Linked DNA regions of Homo sapiens: region 2 is linked to region 1. The links are chromatin contacts, found by Hi-C or POLR2A ChIA-PET in ENCODE. All regions are on one chromosome and are shown on one strand. Each heading gives the region's core, a stretch centred on a gene start or an enhancer-like site at or near the end of the contact. The rest is flanking DNA. Distances are from core to core; before and after follow the strand shown.

Region 1 (6,883 bases), core at 2,227-4,726:
CCCACCATGCAGTGCCTTCATCCAGCACTGGAGAAAGTCTGAGGGGATGCTCCAAGAGATACAGCCACATTGAAGGATAAACCACAGAGAAGATCAGCAAGGTTGTCTGCTTGACCTGCTTCTCCACAGCCAGAACCCAAGCCCCAAAAGGCCCCTGCTAAGAAGGAAGAGAAGGTACGCAGAAGGAAAAAAGGGAAAGGCTGGCACTGGCAAAGAGGGAAATAATCCTGCAGAAAATGGAGATGCCAGAACAGACCAGGCACAGAAAGCTGACGATGCTGGAGATGCCAGGGGAAGTGTGTGCGTTTTTGATAACTGTGTACTTCTGGTAACCATACAATTGGAAATACTATTTTTTTTTAAATGGAGTTTTATAAAAATGTAGAATGTTGTCTTACTTTTCTTAAAGCTATGTTATTATTACACAGAACATTTCATTTTTTCGGGGGGAAGGGGCATATGTCACTAATAGAATGTCTCCGAAGCTGGATTAATGTGGGGAAACACCTTTTCTTCCAGTTTTGAGAAACTTCCTCTTGGCTCCCAGGAGGGGGATTCCTGGCATTGACACACATAGCTACCTTGGCACAAACACCTTATGGTGTGGGAAAACTAAAATTCATTATTTCTTCTTCTCCCTCTCTGCCTTTAGTATGGTCTCAACTTCCTTAAACCCAGAGACCTGTTGGGACCTGACACCTAAAATTAATTAGCAGTCAGGTGGCCATCTGGACCTTCCAGTGACCCCTATTGAGAGGGCAGCTCTCAAAACAACAGCAGTTCCTTTTTTAGATTGTGGATCTCCAGACTGATGATTCTGCCATTTTCATTTCATTTCCTGAAAGTCAAGATTGGCTCATGAAAAGTTGTTAAACAACATGCTACATGTGAAATGTCAACCCTCACTGCAATCGAGAGTCTAAGCAAATGAAGATTTCACTGGGTTTTATACAGCTGTCTGATTTTGGTTCATTGAAGAAGAGAGTTTGGAAGTTGTTGTATACTGTTAGCAATTGTCTGCTCATGGCCTGTCTAATATACGATGATTGCTTACAAAAAGCATCTTTAATAAGACTGGATACAGTTTGAAAAAGGAAAAAGAAGGCAATAACCAATATTTTGGAACAAACAAATATTTGGAACATTTATGGGAGGGTATGAGATAATTAATGGGACTGAAACAAAGAAAAAGGAAAAAATAAAAAAAGAATATGGGAGGGAGTGTCTAAATTTTTCAAGTGTTTTTAAAAAATGTGTTCCCACATCACTCCTAAAATTTTGCTTGGCTCAATTAAACTATTTCTTGTGAATCTGAGCAGTATTCTACACATCCACTCATGCTACTGGCCCTTCCTTCTTTACCCCTGCTCCTGAATTGCAGCAGCTTTGCTGTTCAGATTCACTTTCACCACGAGTCTTTCAAGGCCCACAGCTCAGCTTGCAATCATAGGCTGCACACTAAGATTTACAAAAGGGGAAGCACAGTTTTAGGAAGGGAAGCAGGCAGAAAAGTAGGGAATCACTTGAAACATCTGTTCTATGAGTTTGAAATAATATTTGTCCAAAATAACTGACCTCCTCCTTTCACTTCTCATAAAAATTCAAATTATGCTTTGGGAATTAAGGAAGATTTGCTCTGAGGTCACTGGTCACTAGTGGAAATGCCCGTGAGCTCATTTGATCTTGCCTTTAATCAGGGCTCTGTCGCAGCAAGGTGTAACGCTTTCACTGAAGCAAATAGAAACACTCTCAGGGTGGAGGTGGACGAGCTATCCAGTCCCACTGTGCCTGTGGGTTGCTGGCAGAGAAGGTGCTTAGCTCTGGGCAGCAAGTGGGGCTCCTGTCATCTGCCAAGTGGATCTGCCTGGCGTGACAAAAGTTATGATGGGGACAGAGTTTCCACTAGCCCTGGTAATTCACTGGTGGGGATGTTTTTGACCTTTCTTCAGCCTTCTCTGGGGGCAGTCAAGAGATGAATCACCATTTTCTGTGGTGTTTAAGAGTAACCTAACATGCACAAAACTCCATGGAAATTAGCAGGTCCAACAATTATTGAAAGTAATGGCAAGAACCGCAATTACTTTTGCACCAACCTAATAGATTCAGTGGGTAATTAATAATCCACCAGCCCACCCTGCTCAATGGGATAAGTTCTTGTTTGGAACACATCTGCCGAAAGTGTGGTATGGGAAGAGTGAGCCAAGAGGAAGAGAGACCAATGCCAGAATTTAAAATCAGTGGGTTGACATTATGAAACTCAAGGGTCATAAGAATTGTCCCAATTCATCCTTTTGCAGAGACTGGTCAGAATTTTAGCATAAGTGTGAAATGGGTTTGAAAATATGAAAATGCTATATATAAAGGCCAAAGAAAAATAATGTTCCATTTGGGTGGGCTTATAGTTTTGTTTAGTCTTTCCCACACAATGTTCCAAGAAATTTGGCTCTATGTTACAACTTAGGGAATTAAAGGAAATATGTCTGCGAGGAAAAAGAGAGGGTGGGAGTGGGTTACGAGTGGCGGGGGGGTGATATGGTTTGGCTGTGTCCCCACCTAAATCTCATCTTGAATTGTAGCTCCTATAATTCCCATGTGTTGTGTGGGGGACCTGGTGGGAGATAATTGAATCCTAGGGGCTGTTTCCCCCATACTGTTCTAGTGGTAGTGAATAAGTCTCACCAGATCTGATGATTTTATAAGGGGTTTCCCCTTTCATTTGGCTCTCATTCTCTCTTGTCTGCTGCCATGTAAGATGCGCCTTTCACCTTCCTCCATGATTGTGAGGCCTCACCAGTAACATGGAACTGAGAGTCCATTAAAACCCTTTTTCTTTATAAATTACCCAGTCTCGGTTATGTCTTTATCAGCAGCATGAAAACGGACTAATACAGTGGGGGAGTGGGGCTCAGGGAATAGCCACAGGGCAGCAGAGCCTGTGGGTGCTGAAGCTCAAGTGCATCGCATCCCAACCACCATCCTCATCCTCCGACTTTCAGCCCCACCCTGCCCTGATCGAGTGCTGCCTGTCACCTCCCCAGAGCCCACTCTGGCATTCCCTACCATGGTCTGCCTTCCACAAGCAGAGTCTTAAGGTCTTGGGCTTTTCTAGAGAAAGTAGCTAATCTAATAAATAAATTGTAATAATGAAGGAATTCCCTAGCCTCTTCCCCTCAGAACAGTATCCACTGAATTTTAACATAAGTGACCTAAAAATACTTCAGTTTTTTTTTTTTTTAATGGGGGGTGTTGGCAAGGGCAGTGTTTTGTATACTTAACTGCTAGGACTTGGAGATTTAAAAATTCTATCACTCCTACAAGAAACTAAGCATGTCACTAGGTTGATCAAAACCAACAAACCCGGGATCGCCCCTTGAAGGCCACACCACAGTGCTTCCTTTCAGATGCTGAGCTGTCAGGAAGGTGTGGGGTCCAGAGAGACCACCCTCCTTCCTGAAGCAGGCCCCGCAGTCTCACCAGGCTGCTGGTCCAGGCCCCTTGCATTACTGAGTGGCCGTGGGTGAAAAAATCCAGTCAAAAGGAGTCACACTTAAGATCTTTCAGCAAAAGACAACTCTGGAGCACGTGGACAAGGCCTAAAAATGCGGGTAGTTTTGTTTTTTGTTTTTTTTTTTTTTTTCCGTCTTGAAACTGTTCTGTGGGAATTATGAGCTGTTCTCTAGCCCATCTTGGTATTTTAAAAGCAAATAATAAATATATCACATAGCTAGAGATACTTTACAGTTGCAAAGCCCTTTCCCTCATGATCTCATTTGATATATTTATATTGACAAGTAGAAAATATGTTGATGTTTTTACTGGCATACAAATATTTTCACCTTAACAGTCTGCCAGGCAAGTTATTCTGAGATAGTTGCTTTGCCTGAGCACTTGCCTAAAATAACCATCGCTATGAGGGCCTTCCATTCTTGCTGTGTGAGTCATTACTATGAAGGTAATGGAGCAAGGCTGGAAGTCTGAATGCAGGCCCCTAGGGTAGAGGGGTTCAGGACAGGGTTAAGATTAAGGTCTTAGCAGACAGGAAGAAAAAATGCAAATAAACCCAGCACTTTAAACAAAAGATGTCATTTTCTCAAACTCAGTTATGCTATGCCATTTTCTTTAACCACTTGGTAGCTTCTCCGGGCCCCTGGCCTCTTTTTTCTATGAGTCTTAGGGTAGACACTGCTTTACTGTTATGCACCATGTCTTAGAGTCTGAGGGGAACTATAATCCTTACCTGGCCTCACACAGTAAGCTTTAGAGGCCATTTCCTTTTACCAGCTTCTCCAAGCCGGTTTAAAATGCATTTCTGTAACAGACTAGTTTTCTGACTTCAGCCAACTGCTCTGAATGTTCTTTCTCTTACCTGTAGGGTGCTGGACAAATAATCCTGAAATGCCCCTCCAGCATTCACATTTTATTAGTCTGTTATTTTACCAAAACACTTAAATTCTGAGAGAAGCAAAACCATTTTTTTTTTTTTTGAGACAGGGTCTCTCTGTTGCCCAGTGTAGTGGCACAATCACAGCTCACTGCATCCTTGACCTCATGGGCTCAAATGATCCTACTGTCTTGGTTTCCCAAATAGCTGGGACTACCTGCACATACCACTGTTCCCAGCTAATTTGTACAAAACTTTTTGAAGAGATAGGGTCTTGCTATGTTGCCCAGGCTAATCTCGAACTCCCGGATTCAAGCAGTCCTCCCAACTTGGCCTTCCAAAGTGCTAAGATTACAGGTATGAGCCACCACACCCAGCCCCTGTGAAACTTCTTAGTGGGACACTTGATACCTCCAGTGATTTCTGATCTCTTTTCTGCTTTTTTTGTTTTGTTTTGCTTTCCCACTTAAAATGTTTTTTATCCTGCAAAACTAGGAGCTTACTATGACCACTTGCACAAATGCTTTACAATCTCCATCTATATAGAGACCCATATACATATACCCCACACACATATGTGCCTTGTCTTCTGCATGTTTTCTATGTGTGTCTCGCCTCACCATGATGGCAAGGGACGAGTCATTTCTCTCTCTTCCAACTTACACCACTTAGCACATAATCAGCCTGAAGCCAAAACAAACTCAAACTCAACTCCCAGAAAGGATTTATTAAATACATATATTCTTTTTTTTTTTTTTTTTTTTGAGATGGAGTTTCATACTGTCACCTGGGCTGGAGTAGGGTGGCATGATCTTGGCTCACTGCAACCTCCGCCTCCCAGGTTTAAGCAATTCTCCTTGCCTCAGCCTCCCAAGCAGCTGGGATTACAGGACCGCCACCATGCCCAGCTAATTTTTTTCTATTTTTAGTAGAGACAGGGTTTCACTGTGTTGGCCAGGCTGGTCTCGAACTCCTGGTCTTGTGATCTGCCCGCCTTGGCCTCCCAAAGTGCTAAGATTACAAGCGTGAGCCACTGCGCCTGGCCTAAATATCTATTTTCAATGGCATCATGGAGGAATGTAAGTTCACATTAGTTTCCAAGTGAAAGAAAAAAGTGAAGCAAGTGGCATAGCTGAACTCAAGGAGCTATTAAAAAATAAATGTGTAACTTAGTATATTCCCATGGTTGGTGTTGGTCTTTCACTCGGCCAGGATCAGAAGCCATCATTGCCTTTGCATTTGTCCACTTAGCATGTAACTCTGAAACTATCAGCTCCACAGGGCCAGGACCATTCTGTCTTGTCCATCTCTGGGTCACTAGCCCCCAGCACATTGCCCGGCATAGAGTCAGTGCTCAGTAAATAGTAGTTGAATGAATGAGACTAGGCAAGTCACTTAGCTGTTATATGCTTCCCTCAGTTTTCTCATTTACAAAATTGAAATAACAATAACTGCCTTACCCATCTCATAAGATTGGCAAGACAAACACCATTAGGTTTCGAACATTGTCAAGTATCACACAAAAGCATTTGACTACTCATCTATCTATTAACTATGTTGGCTTACATGGCAGGCCAGCCAGTGTCAAGTGCTTCAGCCTCCCCTTCTGACACTTTTGTTTTTCTTAATGGCATAAGTACATAACTATTTAGTTCTCTCACACTTATGAATGGCTGTGCTTCCCCAAAATATCAGAAACCAAGACTTGTTTAAAATTCTGAAAGAAGCAAGTCTCAGGTTGGGAAATAGATGAGTTTAGAATCTACCAGACAGAAAAAAAAAGAGAGAGAGAGAAAGAGAAGATTCTGATGGTAAACACATGTTTTCATATGGTGAAACAATAAAGAAGAGCTCCCTCATGAGTTTTCAGCATTAGCTGTTTAATGACCACACAGAGGCAAGGCACCATTCAGCATCCTCCAAATATTGTTCTCTAATAATGAATTTCACTAGCTCCCAAAAGAGGTACCCTAGGAGATGTGGAAAAAAAAAATAGTGGGGCCAGGCGTGGTGGCTCATGCCTATAATCCCAGCACTTTGGGAGCCCGAGGCAGGGGGAATCACGAGGTCAGGAGTTTGAGACTAGCCTGGCCAACATGGTGAAACCCCATCTCTACTAAAAATACAAAAGTTAGCAGGAGTGGTGGCATGCATCTGTAGTCCCAGCTACTCGGGAGGCTGAGGCAGAAGAATCGCTTGAACTAAGGAGGCGGAGGTTGCAGTGAGCTGAGATTGCGCCACTGTACTCCAGCCTGGGCCACAGAGCGAGACTCCTCTCAAAAAAAAAAAAATAGCATTCTTAAATACCGTGTTACTTTATGTAAATATGCCCGTACCCAGCCTCCTCTTCTTGGGTGAAGCAGCCATGTGACTGGTGTCATCATGGAGGCTGGGGTCACATCACAAAGCAGTTTCCTTAGATTTATAATACTGTCCCTGGGACCAAGCCCACTGAAGTGCTTAGGCCATGATTGGCATCTAGTCAGGATCATGAGGAATTAT
Region 2 (6,883 bases), core at 3,251-5,750, 55 kb after region 1:
AATTGCTTTGAGAGCTTCAAGTAATTTAAGTAAATCTGTTAAGTATAAATAATATAAAGGCATATTTTAGATGTACTATTTTTAAAGTATTCCAACCCATGCCCTCACAAGCAGTGCAATCTTCCTTTACAAATTAGAGTTTTTACTTAAATTGCATGAAATCATACATGGTTTGCATTTTAAACTACACTAAACCAGTAGAGAAGCTATGCTATCAAATATTTTATCTTCAGAGCACTTCTAAACTAAAAGATATAGTCATGGTTAGCCTGTGGACAAAATACCAAGTTAAACACAGATCATACAATTTATCGAGAAGCCAGATATACTCCAGGTCTCAGGTGATCTTAAGTGAATAGCTCTGGATTTGCTTCACTCTGGATCATGCAAACATATCATGCAAAGAATAGATTGATTTAATAGCAGCATGTTTAAAATGCCCAAGAGATGAGTCTTTTAGAAAGTAACACTGAGAAGACAACATGATATCTACAACTGAAACAGACGTCAAAGGCCAGGTATTGGGACAACTGGTTCTCAGCCACTAACTAGCTGTGACCTATTTGAGCCTTATCATAATTAAACCCTGAGGGACTGGAATAGGTGACCATGAAAGTCCCTCCCAAATTTAGAGTTTCATGGACCAGGGGTGAGGGGAAGTTGGGGAGGGAAGGGAATGACTACTTCCTAAGTAAAAACCACATACTCACAAGGAGACAGAGAGAAATATTTCTAATTGTAGAGTACTAACTATGTGAGGCAAAGAGCACAGGCTAAACTCCAGAAGAGAATGTAGCTCAAGCAGAGAGAACACTTTTAAAGAATTTTGCTTGGGATATTCCTAGGAAAACAGGAAATTAATATCTACTTATTTATTAACAGTAACTAGCAAGCATTTTGCTTGCAGTGCATAGAGGGTTTTATGTATGCATTTCAACACATGTATACTATAGAATATTTTTATAAGTAAAAGCATTCAAAGATATGTTCATGACAATTGTATTCTTCCTTATCTATCTCTAAACATTATTAGTTTGTACTAAAGTGCCCAAAGGAGCCTAAGTAAAAGTTAGAATTTTCCAACTCATAGATATGTGCATGTCCATAAACATAAGCATGTGCCACAAAATTCAAAAGTATGTTTTCACATATTACAAACTAAAATTCATTGTATATTTTCAGTTATAATTGATTGATCTCCACACTAGATGCATAGTCTCTCAAGTAATGAACTTGCTTCGTAGGTGACCAGGAAGCAATAAGCTGGGGAAAATAGAGCTGAGATTTGCTGCTGAGTGTTGCACAGCAAGAAGATCATGTTCAAATAAACACACCAAAAAGGATTTGCTCTGTCTGATTTGAATTGTAAGGTCCTTTGTTGTTCTAAATTTCAATTTAATTCCACAACATTTATTGAACACCTAAAACTTGCAAGTATCAAAATCAAATCTAATAAAGGCATGGGATTTCTGGGGTAAGAGCTTAAGGCATGTAATACTGACAGAGTAACCAATTCCAACACATAATCACTGTTATAGCTCCACATTCCACCTGACTCACTCCATACAAGCAATGTTGGATGTTACCATTGTCATAAGTGATTGAACTAGTCCAACTTGAAGCACTGATTTGCAGAGTGTCTTTATATTGTTGTGGTCTTTTCACCAAAATTCTATGGGCTTTTCTTTGATACTACCGTTTTCAACCCGTGTGCACACATGCTTCCCAGATAGTCTACTGTCCTCTCTTTCTTTGTGTTCATGACGATGTGAACACTGGCATCTGTTTAGTGGCAGTCCTGGCTGTCCTTCAAGCTAGCACAGCACTGTTGAACAAAACTTTGCCAGCATTACACCTCCTTTCCAGAATCACCATTCATCCAGTGATGGCTGCCTTCTAACATCCAGTTCCTCTGTTCCCCCAAATCCTTTAGTCTGAGTACCATGGGTTGATATTGACAAATGCCTTCCCTCACTCTGGTGCAAGCTACTGCCATCTGTTGCCAGCCAAAGCTTTTTAAGTGGCCTCCTGGCCACCCACCATGCTACCCTCTCATCCACTGCCTACACTGCAGCCATTGTGACCTTTCTGAAGTGAATATCTGATGAAGTTGCTCATTTACTTAAAATCCTAATGGCTTCCTATTGCTGTTATAATAGAGTCCAAGTTCCTAATATGCATCACAAAGCCCCTTATAGCATGGATCCTGCCCATCTTCCTCTCTCCTCTCTAAGCACCAGTCACACAAAATTCTTCCTGTTCCTTTAATGGTCCATACTCTATCTTACTTCCTGGCCCTCCCATATCCTATTCCTCCTCCAGGAACACTTTTTCTTCTTCCTGCACATTTACATGCCAAGAAATGATTATCCTGAGCTGGAAGAACAGACTTGCATCGATAATGATCATTATTCCATATCGCATGTGTTCAGCCCTCTGTATTGTCAGGAGCTTTAACTATAACCCATAACTACAATCGTATTTTGCAAACTAAAGTTCTGAAGAATAGGATTGCATTTTGGACAACAGGACTGTCTCAGAACATCTTGGCTTTATATAAGTCTCAGTTTGTGGCAGCAGACATTCAGAACCACAGCCTTCCCTGATCAGAGACAAGGGATTACAGTGTGACTCCAAAAGGGACAGAGGACAGCAGCTACTATTCTAGGATCATACTATACAGTTGGCTTGACATTTAGTCCAGTGAGGTGGAGTGGGATGTTTTACTAAGGATTAATCTTGTGGGATTTTCTTATGCCTGCCCAATGAAGAGGTGCCAAAACTAAATAAAAGCAAAACACCCATGAAAGTGCACATGTGAGCATGCACACACACACACACACACACACACAACCTTTATTCTCCTTAGGATACAAAATAATCTTTGAGGCTCCTAAAGGCTGCTCTCTCTTTTGAAGGAGGGAGAAACATAGAGCTCTCTACTGGCCCTTACCTACCTTAGGAGCTAGCCTTACTGTTGGAGAACAGGGCATAATCAGGCCCTTCATCAGGGTTAAATAGGAAACGCCCACCCTATAAGGAAAAGCAGGACAAGGGGGTTCTAGATTCAGAATGAATGAACATGAAAATGTAGCCAAATTCAGACCCAACACTTCTGGCGCAAGTGGGCTAGGTTGTGGTGGAATTTGAGTGCTAGGAGACATGTCCTGGAACCCCAAGCGAGATCAACATGCCTAGCATCAGCTGCTAGCGTTACAGGAAAGGGGTCCCGATCCAGATCCCAAGAGAGGGTTCTTGGATCTCGCGCAAGAAAGAATTCAGGGCGAGTGCACAGTGCAAAGGGAAAGCAAGTTTATTAAGGAATAAAAGAATGGCTGCTCCATAGACAGAGCAGCCCAGAGGGCTGCTGGTTGCCCATTTTTATGGTTATTTCTTGATGATATGCTAAACAAGGGGTGGATTATTTACGCCTCCCCTTTTTAGACCATGTAGGGTAACTTCCTGACGTTGCCATGGTATTTGTAAACTGTCATGGCACTGGTGGGAGTGTAGCAGTGAGGATGACCAGAGGTCACTCTCATTGCAATTTTAGTTTTGGTGGGTTTGGGCTGGCTCCTTTACTGCAACCTGTTTTATTAACAAGGTGTTTATGACCTGCATTTTGTGCTGACCTATCTCATCCTGTGACTTAGAATGCCTTAACCATCTGGGAATGCAGCCCAGTAAGTTTCAGCCTCATTTCCAGCTCCTGTTTAAGATGGAGTTGCTCTGGTTCACACGCCTCTGATACTAGAATGCCTAGGACCCGGTTCTCAACAGAGAAGCACGGTGGCCTGAGAGTCAATGAAACAATGGCCACAGCAGGCTGACAGCCCTTCCTCATCTGCATGCGGGTAGAGGATAGCAGGCTCCCAGCAGCCACCTCAGGGTTTCTGGCCCTTATCCCAGCCCTAATTTTAACTATATTTCTTAACTTTTTGGGTAATTATGGGAAAAAGTGGTTAAGTGGCAGCTTGTGAAAGCCTGTTTCTGGTTTACTCAAAATAATACAATGAGTAACAGGCAGAGACTAGAACAGAAAATGTGACACAATAAAGATGAGTGGTACATCATGCTGTCAAAAACAGAAAAAGAGGCGAGAAAAGAAAGGTCTGCTCCTTGGCCCATGATAGTCAAGGACTGTTCCCTACAATGTTATCACAGCTTCTGGTTCTGACTGGAGCTACTGGAAGTTATGCCAAATTAAGTCCACATAAAGCCTCAGCGAGGATAAAACAGTTTCTGGGCAGAGGAATGTGACACAGAACCAAGGAAATATGACTAGACCTCATTATCTTGGTGCCTTTGATAACATACTGGAGAGCAGAGTGGGGTTTTGAATGGGCTGAAATCTTCCATAAATGGAGTCTAAATGCAGGCTACATAACATCCAAAAACTCCTCAGAGAAAGTCCTATTATGTACATGAAAGGGGGAATGCAGTAAGTCCCATTTGGCTGGGCAGGGAGCATTCTGCACTCAGTGAAACTTCGCAGTTCCTGTGCTGAGTGCCAACTGCATGTTCCTACTAGACCGAGGCCCTAAACACAGACGGGCAAGTGTAGTGGAAAATGAGCTAAAGGGTGCAGTCAGTGCTGGGCAATTTTTTGTCTCTAGAACATCAAAAACACAAGGCAAGATTTTAATAAGGGTATCATTTTTTTAAAAAAGTTCCTAACTAGTTATGATCCAGTATGATGATGAATGTTACTCAGGGTTGCTGTGGCAAAACAGACTGACCTTATCTTTTTCCGTGAGTCCCCATCAATACACAGCTAAAACCAAGAGTTAGTTGAGATGCATCACTAGTGACTCTCACTCTGTGGGACTGACACTCTCAGGGAAACCTCTGAATTTTAAAATAAGTATACAGTGAAATTAACCATATTAGGAAATAAAGGCACAATGGGTGAGGTGACTCAGCTCAAATGTCACCTGCTCATACAGGACTCCCCTGGAGAGCTGAAAGTTCGGCACTCCTTTCTTCACTAGTTAGTAACCTCTCGTTGCTCTTTAACCCATTAACTGTGATAACTTTCAAATGATAATTGGTGGGTGTTTATCCATCCTCCCTGTTTGAATTTCAACTCCCAGAGACAGGAACTCTGTATGCTTCATTACTCTCTTCCTAACACCTACGTAGAGGCTGGCACAGAGTAAGCCCTCAGTACTCTTAGACTGGCTGCCTTTCCAAGTGCCAAGAACAAAGAGCGCAGTTATCTGTAACTGAAGACTTTGTGGAGTCCAGAAAAACCAGCATTCACCTCAGTATATCAAAAACATCACATATTGGAATGAGAAGTCTCTTTTACTATTGATGTCACATTGCTTAAGTCCATGCCTGGAGGCAAAGTGGCCTGAAGCAACACCACCCCAAGGGTGGTTCGCGAACCAGCAGCATCAGTGCCACTCGGCCGTGTGCTAGAAAAGCCAAGTCCAGGCCCCACGGTGTACCCAGTGAGTCAGAATATCTGGGGGTGAAGCCTAAGAATGTGTGTTTTAATTAAGTTCTCCTGGTGATTCTTATGAGCCCTAAAGTTTTAAGAAACACTGATCCAGAAACAAATACTAGATTACCACGGACCGTGCCACTCATCTTAACTGAGTAACTGTTATTCAGAAATAAAGGTGAAAATAAAAAGGAAATGTCAAAAAGACTAGCATTTGCCAGGGAAAACTGGCATGTTCTTGCTGGCATTTAGATTTTTTTAAATCAGGAAGAAGGAGAGTGAAGTATATGCAAAATGGTCTACATGAATAAACTCAGGACAGTCAGAATGTGACACCCCCCAACTTGCAGCCAGATAACTGCCCCATGTTCTGCTTCACCGGGGCCTCCCAGGCCTGCCTGAAAACCAGCAAGCAGGTGAGGCTCCTTGTGCACAGAACTCTCCCTTTACCTGTTTCCCTCTTCTTCCCTGGGCAGCACCATCTGTGGCTCTTTTTTTTTTTTTTTTTTTTTTTTTTGAGATGGAGTCTTGCACTGTCATCTGGGCTGGAGTGCAGTGGCGCGATCTCGGCTCACCACAGCCTCTGCCTCCCGGGTTCAAGTAATTCTCCTGCCTCAGCCTCCCAAGTAGCTGGGATTACAGGTGCCCACCACCACGTCCAGCTATATTTTTTTGTATTTTTAGTAGAGATGGGATTTCACCATATTGGTCAGGCTGGTCTCGAACTCCTGACCTTGTGATTTGCTGGCCTCAGCTTCCCAAAGTGCTGGGATTACAGGCATGAGCCACCGCACTTGGCTCATCTGTGGCTCTTTCTAAGAATCACTGCAATAGATGATGGACCAGAACAACTCAGCGAGGGCTGCCCCACTTCCCGCCCCGGGGATGAGAGGGGAGCCGCGCCATACCATGATTGAGATGCCTGACGCAGTCACTCAGGAGGGCACTAAACCTCTTCTGGTCAGCAGCCTCGTGGAAGCAGAAGTAGCCGTGTCTGAAGAAGGGCTGCCACAGGTACACTGGGAATTCCTTGGGCAGGACCACAAAGGGCTGAGTGTTCTCCTTCTCACTGGAGGCTAAAGAAATATTGAAAACACAAATACCTTTTAAAACATGTATCTTTTATTTCAAATGTGTGTTTCAGGTCGTGAGGGTGACTATCTGGGGCAGGCCATGGGATGGAAAGTTGGTGAGATATTTTCACAGGATAGGGAAACTGGGAGCACTGGCTCCTCTGGCATCCCTCCACCAGCTTCCCCTGTCCCACTGCGGTCTGCCTGGCCTCCTACCCAACATCACAGGGACAGTGAGGATACCAGGAACACAATTTTTTCTCTTTTTTGAGACAGAGTCTCGCTCTGTCACCCAGGCTGGAGTACAGTGGCACAATCTTTGCTCACTGCAACCTCCACCTCCCAGATTCAAATGATTCTC

Evidence for each region. A loop is a pair of places that touch in the nucleus more often than their neighbours do. ChIA-PET counts read pairs that join two places held with the same protein, here RNA polymerase II (POLR2A). Pooled maps may share reads with other maps.
Region 2: a loop to region 1 is called in a map of ascending aorta, with 4 times the contacts of the local background. The contact joins two enhancer-like sites. A Hi-C loop is called at or near these places in 24 of 168 maps with a recorded cell type or tissue (GM12878, MCF 10A, Right ventricle myocardium inferior and 13 more), 2 of 37 single-sample maps with no recorded cell type and 14 of 50 pooled maps. POLR2A ChIA-PET finds 5 or more read pairs at or near these places in 6 of 52 experiments (AG04449, MCF 10A, OCI-LY7 and 3 more).

Annotation. Positions count from the first base shown.
Region 1 is chr1:184,824,340-184,831,222 of GRCh38, forward strand. All of the region lies in intron 6 of NIBAN1 (niban apoptosis regulator 1), which reads right to left. All of the region lies in intron 1 of LOC107985238 (a long non-coding RNA gene), which reads left to right. Among named protein-coding and RNA genes, the nearest start is that of EDEM3, 73 kb to the left of the region's middle. RefSeq lists a silencer at 1,303-1,503. Within about 2 kb of position 3,477, at least 7 of the 41 ENCODE cell types and tissues checked have a DNase peak (open chromatin) inside an H3K27ac peak, as active enhancers do; they include ascending aorta and tibial artery, where a contact is called at or near this core.
Region 2 is chr1:184,878,276-184,885,158 of GRCh38, forward strand. It overlaps NIBAN1 (niban apoptosis regulator 1), which reads right to left. Exons shown (of 14, transcript NM_052966.4): 5 at 6,358-6,525. Among named protein-coding and RNA genes, the nearest start is that of NIBAN1, 93 kb to the right of the region's middle. Within about 2 kb of position 4,501, at least 9 of the 41 ENCODE cell types and tissues checked have a DNase peak (open chromatin) inside an H3K27ac peak, as active enhancers do; they include ascending aorta and tibial artery, where a contact is called at or near this core.